Regions from separate parts of the Homo sapiens genome. Here region 1 is linked to region 2. Evidence: chromatin loops called from intact Hi-C (ENCODE). Cell type or tissue: breast epithelium. All regions are shown on one strand. Each heading gives the region's core, and the rest is flanking DNA. Links, peaks and the distances in the headings are about the cores only. Region 1 overlaps CAB39L (calcium binding protein 39 like). Region 2 overlaps RCBTB1 (RCC1 and BTB domain containing protein 1).

Region 1 (8,333 bases), core at 318-8,317, 230 kb after region 2:
ATTTGGGTATCTAAACATAGAAAAGATACAGTAACAAGATGGCATAAAAGAGAAAAAATGGTACACCTGTATAGGGAACTTACCATAAATGGAGCTTACAGGACTGGCAGTTGCTCTGGGGGAGTCAGGGATTGAATGGTGAGTGAATGCGAAGGCCTAGGACATTACCGTACACTACTGTAGACTTCATAAACACTGCTTAGACTACACTAAATTGATTTAAAAAATTTTTTTTCTTGTTTTAATAATAAGTTAACCTTAGGGCCAGGCATGGTGGCTCATGCCTGTAATCCCACAGCTTTGGGAGGCCAAGGTGGAAGGATTGTTTGAAACCAGGAATTCGAGACCAGCCTTGGCAGTCATAGTCAGGCCTGCCTCTACGAAAAACTTTTTAAATTAGCCAGGTGCAGTGGCATGCACTTGTAGTCCTAGCCACTGGGGAAGCTGAGGCGGGAGGATCGCTTGAGCCCAGGAGTTCCAGTCTGCAGTGAGCTCTGATAGTGCCACTGCACGTCAGCCTGGGTGACAGAGCGAGACCCTGTCTCAAAAATAAATAAATACATACATAAAAATAACCTTAGCTTACTGTAACTTTTTACTTTTATAAAAAGTTTATTTTTTAATTTTTTAAAACTTTTTTACTCTTTTGCAATAACACAGCTTAAAACAAACACATTATACAGCTGTACAAAAACATTTTCTTTCTTTATATCCTTATTCTATAAGCTTTTTCTGTGCTTAAAGTTTTTTATTTTTTACTTTTTAAACTTCTTTGTTAAAAACTAAGACATAAACACTCACATTAGCCTCGGCCTACACAGGGTCAGGATCATCAGTATCACTGCTTCCACCTCCACATCTTGTCCCCCTGGAAAGTCTGCAGGGGCCATAACACCCATGGAGGTGTCACCTCCTACGATAACAGTGCCTTCTTCTGGATACCTCCTGAGGGACCTGCCTGAGGCTGTTTTACAGTTAACTTTTTGTTTACTAAGTAGAAGGCATATACTCTAAAATAATGATTAGACGTATAGTATAGTAAATACGTAAACCAGTACCATCGTCGTTGATTATCAAGTATTATGCACTGTGCATAATTGTACGGGCTTGAATTTTATGCAGCTGGCCGGGCAGTAGGTTTGTTTACACCAGCATCACCACAGACACATGAGTAAATGCACTGACCTACGATATCACAAGGCAATGGGAATTTTTCAGCTCCATTATGGTGCTATGGGATTACAGTCGTATACATGGTCTGTTGTTGACTGAAATGTCGTTATGTGGTGTGTGACTGTATTGATCACCCTCACTGAGAATTAGAGTCAGGGGCTTCTACGCATTAATAATATCAGTCACGCATGAAACGCGAGTAGTGTGGGTGAGGTCCCTGGCCTGCACTGCTGTAGCGTGGGTGAGGTCCCTGGCTTGCACTCCTAAGTATTTGTTTCTTTTTGTTTCAGGTGTTTGTGGCCAGTCCTCACAAAACACAGCCTATTGTGGAGATCCTGTTAAAAAATCAGCCCAAACTCATTGAGTTTCTGAGCAGCTTCCAAAAAGAAAGGACGGATGATGAGCAGTTCGCTGACGAGAAGAACTACTTGATTAAACAGATCCGAGACTTGAAGAAAACGGCCCCTTGAAGAGCTCCCCGGCCCCTGTCACAGTCAGTCGTCTCATTTGTCCAGTTTGTACAGTGTGTCATTTCAGAAAGTCATCATTCTTGGGAAGACTTTGGAGGTGCCTATTTTTTCTGCTGTAATTGTTCTGGGTAGATGGAGTATAAACATTTGAATGGAAAAAAATTAACCTAGAATAATATATTCATTTTAGTCAAGTCTGTGATTATTTATGTGAAATGAGAACCATTGTATCAGATGTTGATAAAAGCAATTTTAACTTGCAGATGTGAGCCCCTGGGCACAATGAGCCGCTAAATGGGAGCTCAATTGACAGGCATCACCAAGTCTTCAAGGAGGACTGAGTTCTCAGGGGAGAACTGGGAATGGGGCCAGGGTGCAAAAATGCTTTGCCCATCTGTAGGTAGACACACAGATCGCTCAGGGCACTGAGAGATCCCAGAAGGTAACGTTAATGTTTTCAGTCATTGTGTGTCCTTTGTTGCTGCCAATGTCTTTGGACTGTAATCAGTGCATCCACACCTCCCAGGATCCAGTGCTCCCTCTCAGCTCAGTCTCCCCTCTCTCCCTGTCCTGCATTCCATCCCAGCTCCTCAGCATGGCCTCAGTGGGCGCACCCATGCCTCCCGCAGTCCAGGTGAGCAGGGGAGCAACTGAGCAGGAAGAGGATGGATCAACAAGGGTCACGGGGAATAGGGGACCCACGGGGTGTGACCTGCTTGCTAGAGAACTGTGAACATGTGGCTCTGGATAGAGTGACTGCTGCTCCATATTAGCTTCCAGAGGGTGAGTGAGGGACAGAATATTTCCTTCATAATGGTCATGGGTGAATGCTTTCTGCTGTAAGTGTCTTTTAGAGTAGGAATCAGCATAGTGGGATGCCCAGCAGGCACAAACCATGGGTCCAGGGAGTCTCAGCGGGGAACTTCTATCAGTATCAATAACCATTGGAAGGAGAAATGATTCATGTGTGAAAAAATTCTCAGATCCATCAATAAATTTTTTTCAGAGCCATTGTATCAGATGTTGATAAAAGCAATTTTTTTCTAATAAGCTGTCATTCTATAATTGCCCATCACAGTCTTTAGTGAACACATAGAAAGCCTATACAGTTTTGGTCCTGAATAGTCTCTTGTGACTAGGATGATTGAGGTGTTAATTCCTCTTCCTTATAAAAAGGCTTGGAATCAAAAATATTTTAAAAGGCCGTGGTTTCGTTTCAGACATCAACCATCTAAAACGGGATTTTAAAGCGATATTTTACAAGAATGAAAGGCACAATTGTTGATCTGTATTTTTTACACTTCAGTTTCTAAATCATGAATCGTTGCCTTCCACAGGAACCCTCCCTTATACATTACTTGAGTGTTGTGTAGTTTTTCTTCAGCCAGGTATTTCTCTGCCTAGAGAGGGGAAGAGAAATGTGTTCTCCAGGACTGATCCCCTTTGTAGATTTTGTACCTGAAGAGTTACCTGGCAGGGCACCACCCTTGGCTAGGCCCAGGTGTGTGTTTCTTTCTTGCCTGGCATGGACCCCGAGGCAGGTGATGTGGGGCCTGGCGCACCTCCCCGCTTTGGCAGCTGTGGCCTCCCTGGCCAGTGCCCTTGCAGGAGGCCGGCCGGCAGCCTGATGACCCGTACTCTTTAGTCACTGACGTCAGATTATTTTTATAACGTTCCCTGACAGTTCAGAGTCCCTTCGAATTGCACTTTTCTGGTTTCGCTTATTTAATTAAAAGAGATGAGTGTAAGTATAAAAAATGAAGGTGAAATAACCATTGGAATTGTATTTGGTTACTTAATACTGTTCCACAACATCTTGGGACGTCTGTTTTCCTTTGGAGAGTGAGGCCTTGTTATTATTCTTTTCTGATAAAGAAAACATTTTATTTCCTTTGGGCTTGCATTAGCTCTTTCCTAGCAACCCATTATCCCAGCTCAGTACCTTTCAAACAGAAAACTAGAGTCTGGGGTTTTGTTGTGATCTGAATTTGTAAGTTATTAATGTGAAAGGGGGAGCAGGAAGCTCCCCCTTTGCACAAAGGGGGATTTGTTTGCACAAAGTTCACTGTAAATACTGTGAGAATTGAATTCTGAAAAGGTCATATTTAGTGATTTCAAAAGCACACATTTAAATGAAGACTGACTAAATAAAAGGTACCACACACTTCTTGGTTGGTTTCATTCCATTGCATGTGTGTGGCTGTGTTTGTTCTTGCCACCGTTCCAGGCAGGGAAAGCCTTATGCTGCCCCAGGGCCCCAGCACACCTTCCTGTATGCCCCACCAACCAGTGACCCTGCACCCGTCCCATCGTCAAGGCTGTGAACTAGGGATGGTCCAGGGCATCAGAAACCATGTGGAACTCTCCCCCACTGCTGCCTGGGAGGTTCCCCAGCTGGAAGCGTCCTAGCGTTAGGCCAGTAGGGACTGAGATCATAATGTTCTTGGACGAGGCTCTTGGCCAGAGCCAGGCATCTGCCCAGAAGTTAGGATTGCTCCTGGAGAAAACACTCAGGAGCACCCTCCCCTTGGAAATGTCCCAGACCCTCAGCCTCATAGGCGGACCTCCTTTGATGGCTCTGGGGGAGCAATGTGGCTGTCCAAGGAGGGGCTGTGAGCTTTCCACAGCCCCCCTCACCAGCCAGACTGGTTTGTCTGCATTTCCCATGAGACACAGCTGCTGTGAGCCATAGCACAGTCTAGAAATTATATAAGACTGAAAGTGATTGTAACAATGTGAAGGAAAATGAAATTCAAAGATTCCTGGAATCGTTTTTAATGTCAAAAGATAGTTGTTTCAAAACAGATTTACAAATCTTGCTGGCCTGTTGTATTAGAGGACATTACGATTTTATGTCTTTTACTTGTTTTGCCATTTTATCCAAAAGAATATTATACATGTGGCATGAATGAACACCATCTCTTCATGAGTGTTCTTTCAGAAAGGTTTTGGATATTGTATTGGGGGCTCACAGTTAGATAAAGGTCTGAAACATATACTATTGGGATACCCTGAAAAGCTAGACTTAGTCTACATAAAAAGATTGAAAAGATTGAAGATGGATGTAAACAAGGTGTGATTTTGTTTTTGAAACATGGAAACTGCTGTTATGTAGCTGCCATAATAAGCAGAGAAAAGCTGAGTGTTCGGTCTGGTCTGCACTAAGCCTGCACAGACATCTCACTCGAGTCTCCACCTGATGGAGGGAAACTTGGACCACAGAGAGGGTGAGTAACTCCCTCCAGATCAGACAGCTGGCCACAGAGCCAGGATTTAGGGCCAGGGCTGACCCCAAGGTCCATGTCTTTGGAAACCAGGCTGTGAATTCAGGCCCCTCGGCCTATTCTTCAGCTCTCTGTCCCAGGACAGATAACTTCATCTCCTCCCAGCCCCCACGGAAAAAGGAATTCTGGATACCAGCGCTAAAGGATAACTCAGCGGAAAGATTTCAAAAGCTAGATTCATTCAAGGGGGTAGGTAACTTAACTTCACTTGGTTGTCTGATGTTTGGAAGATCTAATTAGACCTCTGTATAGCGTAGGGACATTCAGTCTTGAACCTCTCCAATATTTTGAGCAGTCCTTCAACTTGACATAGGCATTAATTTCAGATTGCAGCGGTGGCAGTGGCTTATGCCTCTAATCCCAGCACTTTGGGAGGTGGAGATGGGGGTGGGCTGGGGATGGGGGGCGGGTATGGCAGAGTTGGGGGATCAGGATTGCTTGAGCCCAGGAGTTTGAGACAAGCCTAGGCAACGTAGCGAGACTTCATCTGTAGAAAATAAAATTAAATAATTAAAGTGTTAAAAAATTTTTTCAGATTGCAATTCTGCACCTGTTTTGTTTTCTTGGCTTTCTTTTTCAGTTGGACATAACATTAGCTTAGATTTCCTGACAGGAGCGATTGCCACTCAGCCAGCCATTCCACCATTTCCCAGTGGCCCCAGCACCATGGGGCTACAGAGGCTGAAGTTCATGGTGGATGCACATCCAATACCTGCCAGGGTCCCCGCCTTCCCTCATCACTTCCTCCTCATGGAGGAGCATGTGCAGTTACAATACCCTAAAATAAAGTCGCCATCAAAACACACAAAAAGCCGCAACCCCTTTACCATCAACCAATGTAACATAGATGCAATTTAATCACTCCACTGAGAGCCATCTGTGTTACTTTAAAATACTGTGATCATAGGGTCCCTTTGGAGAATATGTTGCAATATACATTGATAATTTATCCTTTAGGGAAGGTTGGAAAAAATAAGATCACTTTTAGTTTTAGTTCTGATATTTAAAGCTGTAAAGCAAAAATATGTATTCAACTACTCATTTATTTGTTCATTTAACATCTGTTGAATTCATTCTCCTTGCTGGTTAGGGATGGATCCTGGGACAGGACCCCGAGTGACACACCGGGGTTACTGTAGGCCTCCTGTGGTGGTGGAGCTCGTGGGGCAGGGGAATCAGAGGCCTTTGTAAGTCTGTCCCCTGCAGCTGGCACTGGGGCCGAGTCAGCAGAGAAGGGAGGATAGACAGGAGGTGAGGAGCCCGGGGGGAAGGGCAGATCCCTCTGCCGACCCTGAGGACATGGCGGACCTACAGAAGGGCAGGCACCCTTCAGTGCAGAGCCCCCCACACTGGGCCCACAGTGGTGAAGCTGAAGGGGGAGGTGCAGGGAATGGGGAACCCTGACAACAAGGGGAGCCAGAGGTCTCTGACAACGCCAGCCAGCTGTGACCACACGGGGCCCGCCCCAGTTCACCTCCCCTCACAGCTGACACGATGTGCTCTTGGGACCAACTCTAATTCATCACCTGCCAGAGAGGGAATTGTGGAAACACGCTCATGCTTAGCAAAACAGACATTGCAGATGCCGCCAGATGTGTTCTGCCCTGGGGAGATGCTGACATACACCCTGCTACCATCCTTTCCCATCTCGGAGACGTCAGGTCCCTTTTTCCTTTGAAATGTCATCTACTCATGAGAGGTTTGTGTGGATTAACTAGAACCACCTGGACTTTGGGATAGGCCACACCTGGACTGAAATCCTGGCTCCACGGCTAGCTGTTCCCTCTTGAGAATCACCGAGCTTCCAGGAAACAGGCCAAAAGAGGACCTGCCTCACAGGATTGTTGTGGGAACCAACGAGGTAAAGTAGGTGACATGCCGGGCTCAGATTCGGCGCCCACATTAGCCCCGTCACCAGAGCGAGAGATTCCCGCTGCAGGGAGGGCCGTGGGCACGAAGCATGGCTGGAAAATGACGAGGCGTGTGCGCTTTGTCCGGGGCATGTGGGGATGTGAGAGGGCCGGGAGGGAGCCTTAAATGCCCAGCTAAGGGTCTGACGCCATCATTAAGGCGGCTGGCCTTTATTCAGGAAGTGACCTGAACACCTGTGTGTCTGGTGGGGGAGAGCTCTGGAGCCGGGCCTGGAGGGGGAACAATGAGGGAGGGTGGGATGATGAGCGCCAGCTGGTAACAGCGAGTGCGAACTCGGTGCTGCTGGCAGTCCCCCTCCAGATGCTTTAGAGTATTAACATCAGTCTTCAGAAACCTTATGAGGTGCGTACTGTGATTATCCTGTCAACCTAAATAACCAGAGAGTGGCTCTCAAAGAAAGTGATGTTTACTCAGGAATAGGGCACTGCCAGGGAGTATGCCTGCCAGAGTAAAAAGCACGTGTGCCTTCAGGGAGATGAAGGAAGGCAAAGGTGAAGGAAAGTGAGGACTGTATTGTTGCTTTGAAGTAATGATCCTTGGCTGCAAGGGTTAATTGCAAGAGGGACACCAGTCCAAGGCTGGACAGGTAGTTACTGGGCAGCTGTCCTCCTAGAAGCATTTTTTGTGCAAGGTTGCAGTTTTCATAGTCTGCCGTGGTAGTTTTTGTTATTAGGCATTTATGCATGCGAATATTTCTCTTCATGGCCTTCCCTTGGCTCTATTTGTCAGGATTTGTTTTTAACAAAAGTGGCTCCATTCTGATTATGACATCTTTCACAATCCCAATATTACAGGCATGGAAACAGGGACTGAGAGGGTTGCTCACCCAATTATACAGTGAGCAGATGGTGGTGCAGGATTCAAACCCAGAGCCCAGAGGCAGCAGCCATAGAACTTGGGAGATACTTAGGATTTACTATTGACCAGGCATAGCTGAACCATTTCTGGAGGACATGGGCCTGTGGCGTGGGTGACCTGAGTAGAAGGGGATGTGCTCAGCCAAGACAGGGAGCCCGGGATGGGGGGCAGAGGCACACGAGTGTCCTGTGCCTGGAGACGTGGCGTGGGGATGTCCAGGCAGCCGTTGGACAAATGAGTCTGGGGCTCAAGAAAGACGTGGGCCAGAGGCACCGATTTGGCGGTCACTGAGATTTAGGGAGCAGCTGAGGTCTGGGTGAAGAGGAAGCGATCCATTCCTTGCTGCGATTCAAACCTCCGGACCCACCCAACTTTTCACCTGCCTCCATTTGTATTTTAACCTTATCTGTAACCTACATCCCACCTCAACCCGAGGTGTGGGGGTGGCTGGGCAGCAGGGGGACCCCACGGTTCCCATGTCCTTTCTCCATGGCAGTGTCCATGCTCAGTCTAGGTCTCCACCTGGCCTGGGGGCACGCAATATCATCCCAAAGTTTGTATTTGATCCAGTTAGTTCTGAGGGCCAATTAGTCATCCAGAGGCTTGTAACCCTGTT
Region 2 (8,333 bases), core at 20-8,019:
CTAATTTTGTATTTTTAGTAGAGACGGGGTTTATCCATGTTGGTCAGGCTGGTCTCGAACTCCTGATCTCAGGTGATCTACCCGCTTGGCCTCCCAAAGTGCTGGGATTACAGGCATGAGCCACCACGCCCGGCCCAAGGATACTTCTGTTTATCTGATTTTATCAACTTAATTAGGTAATTTTTTTTTCTTTTTTAAAAATTGCTGCTGAACAAATAAGACTTTTGCTTTGCTGTTTTAGGTGTGAGCATTTTCGATCCATGTTCCAGTCGTATTGGAATGAAGACATGAAGGAAGTGATAGAAATCGATCAGTTTTCTTACCCAGTGTATCGTGCCTTTCTCCAGTACCTCTACACAGACACAGTCGACCTGCCGCCAGAAGATGCTATAGGTACTGTGGTAGCATTGGGATGGACGAGCCGCATGGTGGAGAATATATCCCCTCATATTCTTAGTCCTGAAATGTAAAAAGCTTCAGGTGTATTGGCTTTAATTTGGTGCTTAAAAAAGATTTGAAGTAAGTATCTTTAAAAGTAGTATTGTGTAGTTATTATGGTTAATAGTTTTGGACCTAGTTTATGACCATAGGCTTTTTTGTTCTAATGTTACTGAAGGACTTTTTTTTTTTTAATTTATTTTTAAGTTCTGGGGTACACGTGCAGGATGTGTAGGCTTGTTACATAGGTAAACGTGTGCCATGGTGGTTTGCTGTACCTGTCAACCCATCACCTAGGTATTAAGCTATGGGCTTATTTTAATTTTCTAGTAGTGAAGTATAAGTTGCTAATGCATTTAGCGTTTTAGAAACAAAATGAGGATTGAAATTGCATTTTTTGCTCTTTCTTTGCACTATTGAAGAAATTGTATAAAGTAAATATAGGAGAGGTGTGGAAGTGGAGGAGGCAGACAGTAAAAAAGAGAATTTATTTACTCAAATTCAGAATCTTATCCACTAAGAAACTTCTAATTTACCTGTACACCTCTGTTCACCAAAACAAAATCTCTGTGTATTGGAAATTATTATACATTTGATTAAACCTTTCACATATTTTACTTTTAGGTCTTCTGGATTTGGCGACATCTTACTGTGAAAACAGACTGAAAAAACTTTGTCAGCACATTATCAAGAGAGGAATTACTGTGGAGAATGCCTTTTCGCTATTCTCTGCTGCAGTCAGATATGATGCAGAGGTAACTTAAACAACAAACAGAAACCAGACCACCTTTAACTCCCTTTGTGCTCGTCTCCCCCGCTTCTTGCGTGAGGCATGGAAAACGATGAGTCACTCCACTTCTGTTTAGGGAATCAGTGAACCCATTGAAAACTGAAATCTGCCCTTGCTTCTTAATTCCCTGTTCATTGTTTCAAAAGTCGTTGTTCCTCTACTTTCATTTCTAAGTAAGACAGGAAACGAACCAAGGTCCTAGCAGCTGTGCTGCAGGTTGGAACATAAGGTGCCACAACTAATTGGACTAACAAACAGCATATTTTAGTTTCAAGTCTTTCTTAATGTCAGCATATGTGTTTATTTCGAGACTTACCTTGCTGTCTTTCCACCTCTGCCCTGTCATAAGCTGGGGATGTGTATGATTTGTATCTGTGTACGCTCTGCAATTCTATTAGTGTCTAATTACAGCTCACAGTTATTTACCTGTTAAGAACTTGCTGTGGACTCCTTTTGTTTTTGCACTGGGTTGAGTTCTTAATCTGAGATTCACAGATCTGTTGAGCCTGTGAATTAATGGGCTTTGGGGAGTCTGAAAGTTTGTGTGCATTTTTTTGAAGAACCAAAGCATCAGACTGTAAGCTCCTCGTGAGCAGGAACTGTCTCATTCGTCTGTATACCCTATAGTGCCTGGCACATATTAGGCACCTGATAAATGTTGAACTGGATGAAGATAGTACCTTAAAGGAAGCATTAAGGATGATCAGTGAGCTGAAGGCGGGTATGGTTGGTTTCACAGATTCAGAGAGAATAAAAGGTAGAGAGCAATAGCCTTGGAGTTTCAAAATATCTAGCTAAGTTGTGCATGTAGAATGTTACAATTAGCCTATCCTTGCAGATACTTTGTCATTTGACAAAGCAGAATATCTGGTATCAAGGAGTTTATCAAACACCTGCAAAGATCTGCAGCTGTGTCCTTTGAGGTATAAGAGGACACACTTCATCACACATAGGGATCAAAGTTGACCACGATGTTTTCAAAATGTATCTTATTTTTGTTTGAGGCTATATTCTGATTATAAATATTTGATAAGGTCAAATGTAGCTGACTTTGTCTGCAGCCCGACAACAGATGGAATGATGATCAAAGTAAATCATTTCTAATAGAAAATGGGGTATGATTTTTTTCCTGTCCTTCCTGTGACACCCTGAACCTCTTTATTAGAAAAGCTGTTTCTTTAGATTTTATTTCCACCCGGTGATATAATTTTAAATTGGGTTAGTGCCTTTTCTGTCCATTTGGTGACGGATGTTAGAATCCTCTCTGGGCCTCTCCACGCTCCTCCTCCTTGTTAACGAGTTCCATACTCAGGATCAGACCTTGCTGACTAACACCAGTGAGAACAACCTGGGCAGAGGCAGATGTCTCGGCTCAAGTTGCTGGAAACTTCTTCCTCACTTTTAGCTAAGATCTGTCCTAGGAAGTTTACAGAAAAAGCCTCTGCTGCTGCTTCCTGTGCCAGCAGGTCATTTCCTTTACTAGTTTTCATTTTTCTCATATTAAGTATAAACATGATAAAAACTTCCTTTAGAAAGACTCCAAATAAGTGTGATTCCCCAGAGTCTGTCACAGTGTGGGCATGGAGCTGGCGCTCAAAAATGCATGTTGAATTAAATAAATGAGTGAAAACATTTGAAATACCTCACCATGAAGGTGTGCTTAAAAAAAAAAAAATGGCCAGGCTTGGAGATCACGCCTGTAATCCCGGCACTTTGGGAGGCCAAGGTGGGCCACTTGAGATCAGGAGTTTGAGACCAGCCTGGCCAACATGGTGAAACCCTGTCTCTACTAAAAATACAAAAATTAGCTGGGTGTGGTGGTGCGTACCTGTAATCCCAGCTATTCGGGAGGCTGAGGCAGGAGAATTGCTTGAATCTGGGAGGGAGAAGTTGTACCACTGCACTCCAGCCTGGGCAACAGAGCAAGACTCTGTCTCAAAAAAAAAAAAAAAGTTAAAAAAAACTTAAAATCCTACAAATATTACAGATTCAACGTAGAAAAATTAGAGAATAGAAAGAAGACAAAAAGAAAGACTCACCTCTTTATTTCTAGGGCATATATATATATGTGTGTGTGTGTGTATATATATATATTCATAATTTGTATGTATTTTTTTTTCCTGGTGATACAGGGTCTTGTTCTGTTGCCCAGGCTGAAGCACAGTGGTGTGATCACAGCTCACTGTAGCCTCAACTTCCTGGGCTCAAGTAGTCCTCCTTCCTTCCCAGTCCAGGAACTGGGACTACGGATGTGTGCCACCACACCCAGCTAATTTCTTATTTTTTATTTGTTGTAGAGACAGGGTTTCATTATGTTGCCCAGGCTGGTCTTGAACTTCTGGGCTCAAGTGTCCCTCCCACCTCAGCCTTCCAAAGTGCTGGGATTATAGGCATGAGCCACTGCGCCAGGCCTCTTTCTAGGGTGTATTTCTTAGGTTACAATACAAGTTACGTAATTGACTAATGTGCTTTTACATTTTATTTCCTGAATGCTACAAGATACAGTGAGTACATGAATGAAGTTCTGGAGTACAAAATTAAAATCCATAGCTGGGCACAGTGGCTCATGCCTGTATTCTAGCTACTCAGGATGCTGAAGTGGGAGGATTGCTTGAGGCTAGGAGTTTGAGACCAGCCTGGACAACATAGTGAGACTGCCATCTCTTAAAAAGAAAGCCCTCTTACTGTGTTTATTAGTTGATTGGAGGCTACTGATGAGTCAGGTTAGAAATTGACTGCAAAAACTATTATTTTTAGAGCTCAACTTGGGGATGCTAGATGACTTTGCCTTCGTGCTGTGGGCCAAAATGCTAGGAAGATGGAGACTACCTGCTTCCAATGTTTCTTGTCTTTCTACGAAAGTACCTGAGGTTCCTCCATGCCCCGTTTTGACAAGATAGCTTTGAAGCAAATGTACACACATTAAAGCAACAAAAATGTATGGACTCAGTAGTTACAGGGAGTTTCAAAAGTAAGTTGATGATTGTGGATCCCTTGCTATGAACGTGTTATGAAACTGTCCACAAGTTTTATTAAGAAGGACTTCACAAAGGAGCACCCAGATACTCCTTTGGTACAGACCTGAATAAATATTGACATCAGGGAGAAAATGTGGATAAAACATTGTTTCAAGATAGATCAGTTGCACAATGCAAACTGATTCTTTTCAGGAAATTTTTTATTTTTATGTGTATTTGAACGTTAAGAGAAACAGCTGGGAAGTATTATTTGTTTAACCAGAGTAGAGAACTTTCCAGAAATCCTGTGTGCTAAGCAACTTATATCTTACGATCTTGCTTTTGGAGGGAAGCGATAAACGTGAGCCCAGGAATCTAATTCTGAAGTTGGTCTGGGGTATGAGTATTGGACAGCTTGGTGTTAAGGCTTGGTGGCCAGCGTTTTTTTCTTCTTTTGGTGGGCCAAATGAAAAGTCTTTGATCAGCAGTAGGCTGACAAATGTTTTTTGCGTAATGGGATAAATTATGTTTTCTCCATATGGTAGAATGTTTAAGTACATTTTGAGAACAAAACAAAACTTCTTTGATTTGGAATATTTTGTACTTGATGTGCTATAACATGAATTATAGACTGACAGTTTTGGGGTTTTGTCTTGCAGTTACTTTAACAACAGGTTGGACAGAGTTAGGTGTGGTTCGTGATCTTGTGTCATCTGGAATGTGTCTTGTGGGGAGCTGTGATGCCGAGGCACCTGCTCACCCTGGTTAGGTGGTCTTCAAATTATTAACATTCAACTAGTTTAGCTTTGGAGTTTTAGGACAGGGTAAGAACTCCCTTAGAGGCGGCATTAGCATTTTTTAAAATGAGGATATTAAGACCATCAATGCTCTGTGTTTTGTTTTGTTACTAAAGAAAATTTGTGGAAAGGAAAAACAGCTTATTTTCAGAGTATATATATTGAATTGGAATAGTTTCAATGTTGAAAGATTTGGAATGATTTATAAATTACTTCAGAAGAGCAGTTTTTATTTTTGTCTTCTTTGCTAATGACAATAAATCTGGTATTTTATCTCATTTGCCTTAGAACACTTTATAATTGTTCTGCCACATAACGTCATAAACAGAGTTTAGTTTCTAATACCAAGAAGACTGTATTAGACCCTTCTGTTTTTATACTCTCCACTTCCCTATTCCATGGGCTATAAGAGGACTTTCATTCTGTCGGGAACTTTGTTCATCTCCTGGTCACATGATCCTTCTGGTCCTCCTTGGAACTGTTTTATTTAAAGCCCAGTTAGAAGTAAGAAGTCAACTATAACCAGCCCTGTTATAGTTGACTTCTCACTTGGACAGGAGTTGCATTTTCTTGCCTGTTATTGAAGATTTGATCCTTTGCAGAATGAAAGGAACAGATTATGTAGATTCTTATAATACTAAAGAGAGGTCAAGTCGGAAGGGCGTTTGTCTAACTTGCTCATCAAAGGCAAACCAACCCTGGGCACTGGTTGCTAAGTGGTTCAGCTTGACTGTGCGACTCTCTGGTGAACTTGCAAATTCAAACGTCCCTCACCACATGCGTTCAGGGCTTCCTTTTACATAGATCTGCCTCAACCAAGGTTTAATTAGTTACTTACACAACCCAGATTTAGATTGTTTTCAGAATTCTCTAGTTTGGCTTTTAATGTTTGGAACTTTTGAATATTTATTGCATACCCAGATACCTCAGTAGTTCAAACTAATTGGAGGGGAAGGGAAGGCAGTTTGATAGAACCATTTTCATGAGTGTATAAAGTGAATTGTGATTAGTGGCACCATTTTTATACCTATATTGTGTATAAAAGTTCTTTTTTTTTTTTTTTGAGATGGAGTTTCACTCCTGTCTCCCAGGCTGGAGTGCAGTGGCATGATCTCGGCTCACTGCAACCTCCGCCTCCTGGGTTCAAGCGATTCTCCTGCCTCAGCTTCCTGAGTAGCTGGGATTACAGGTGCTTGCCACCACACCTGGCTAATTTTTGTATTTTTAGTAGAGACGGGGTTTCACCATGTTGGTCAAGCTGGTCTCAAACTCCTGACCTCGTGATCTGCCCGCATCAGCCTCCCAAAGTGCTGAGATTACAGGCGTGAGCCACCACGCCTGGCCTGTGGTTTATCTCTTAATGGTTATGTGACTGGATGGGTTTCTGGAGTTTACTCTAGGGCATCTTTTAGCCAGGGACAGGAGGACCCTTAGAACAAGGAAATCATTGTTTGCAGAGGTCTGTGCTGAGAGCAGAAAAGGGGTCTCTCCATGTTTGTGTGGGCCCCTTCCACTCTGTCTAACATTCCCACCTCGTGGTAGCTGGAAATGTGCGGTCAAAACCTGCAGTTGAAATGTTGAGCTTCTGGTTCGATAGAACCCGGAGTGCTGACCTTCAATGTACCAGCTAACCAAGTTGTAATAAAGTCAAGCTATTTGTGATAAGAGCTTTTAGTGTGATTTCCTTTTATATATTGAGTCTTTGTATGCATTCCAGGTGCCTAATCGATTTAATAAATATATATTCCAACATCCTAAGGGACAGACTATATTAAAGTTTGGCAGGGGATGAAAGGGTGGATTAGCATAGGCAGGGATTGATTTTGAAATGGTTCTGGTTTACCCCTTGTGGATGTTACTCCCCTGAATGTTGGTAGTTGGTGACTTCTGTTTGACTGAAAACTAACCTGTGTAAATATACTTCTGTGGGGGTGATGTTCTGAGATATTAGTGTGGTGGAAGTTGTAGTGTTATTATTCTTTATGGCTTTAAAAATAAAGTCATTATTAGGAGAGCATAAAAGTGAATTTAAGGTGAATTTTTTGGGATTTTCTTTCAGAGCCTCTGCTCTGTCACCCAGGCTAGAGTGCAGTGGTGCGATCTCGGCTCACCGCAACCTCTGCCTCCCAGGCTCAAACGATTCTCCTGTCTCAGTCTCCTGAGTAGCTGGGATTACAGGCATCCACCACCACGCCCGGCTAATTTTTGTAGTTTTACTAGAGACGGGGTTTCCCTATGTTGGCCAGGCTGGTCTCGAACTCCTGACCTCAAGTGATCCGCCCGCCTCGGCCTCCCAAAGTGCTGGGATTACAGGCGTGAGCCACCGTGCCCGGCTGGGATTTTCTTTTTAATGTGCCACTTTAGGTTGACCATATCTCTTCATTACCTTTCTGTTTCTTAAACTAACCCACATCTTAATTCTTTTCTCTGATGTCTTGAACGTGACAAAACACATTCTGCAGACTAAAGTGGCATTCTGCCTTTTACAACAATGTCTTTGAGCATAACTAGATTATGTGATAATCGTGCAGGAAATTCTTTCCCTTGTAGATCTTGCGTGTGTGTGTGTGTGCGCGCGCGTGTGTGTTTTGAAGAGTCGTACTTTGAGTTAGAGGACCATTGCTTTTACTGCGTTGAATAAATAGTATGTGTTTTTCTCACACCTACCTGTGGTCACCTTTTTGCCTAGTTTTAGGTATCTGGCCTCTCAAATATCTTTTCTGGGGGAGGGTGAGAGATTTGGGGTAAAGGGCTCAGAGAGAAGTAATTCAATCAAAGTTGCCTAAAAAAGCCATTTTTGTTTTTATTTTTGTTGTGTGTCCAGGATTTAGAAGAATTCTGCTTTAAGTTTTGCATCAATCATTTGACAGAAGTTACACAGACTGCAGCATTTTGGCAAATGGATGGCCCTCTGCTAAAGGAATTCATTGCTAAAGCCAGTAAATGTGGAGCCTTTAAGAACTGAAGCGCAAGGCTGCTGGGTTCTGTGTGAGTGCTCTGGGGCACTGTTGAGGATGTGTCCAGTTTGTGCTCTACGGGTGATGTGATTCTGCAGGTAAAAGACCATCAGGTTGTTTTTTTCCACATCTGGGACACAGTTGTTTGTGTAGGAACATAACAAGGGTGTACGGCTTTTCTTGAGCCCATTTTAAACAACCCTTGTTTCCAGATAAGTGTATTTTAAATGTGACCTTTCGTAAATTTGGGCTGGAACATGTAAAAGGGTGAAAGTTAGTCGTTTTTGGTCTTCTTTTCATTTTTGATTAGAGGAACTTCTGAACTTGGAAAGGGGAAGTTGGCAGCAACTCTCCTGGGCCACGTATCAACAATCTTCTGACAGCAGGAGCAGTG

Evidence for each region. Peaks named below come from ENCODE experiments on the same cell type or tissue, not always from the same donor. Only the 100,000 strongest peaks of a DNase experiment are listed, where the experiment ranks them.
Region 1: a loop joins it to region 2, with 9 times the contacts of the local background. A loop is called at or near these places in 2 of 110 quality-filtered maps.

What each region holds. Positions count from the first base shown.
Region 1 is chr13:49,304,124-49,312,456 of GRCh38, reverse strand. It overlaps CAB39L (calcium binding protein 39 like), which reads left to right. Exons shown (of 11, transcript NM_001079670.3): 11 at 1,464-3,807. The coding sequence ends at 1,643. Among named protein-coding and RNA genes, the nearest start is that of CDADC1, 60 kb to the right of the region's middle. RefSeq lists an enhancer at 5,761-6,260. In breast epithelium, for the core only: a CTCF peak has its summit at 4,007; DNase peaks (open chromatin) are centred at 3,186 and 4,156; H3K4me3 peaks cover 864 bases; H3K27ac peaks cover 6,546 bases.
Region 2 is chr13:49,533,736-49,542,068 of GRCh38, reverse strand. It overlaps RCBTB1 (RCC1 and BTB domain containing protein 1), which reads left to right. Exons shown (of 13, transcript NM_018191.4): 11 at 242-393; 12 at 1,063-1,193; 13 at 7,807-8,333. The coding sequence ends at 7,947. Among named protein-coding and RNA genes, the nearest start is that of PHF11, 42 kb to the right of the region's middle. In breast epithelium, for the core only: no CTCF peak of the experiment used is centred there; no DNase peak of the experiment used is centred there; H3K4me3 peaks cover 386 bases.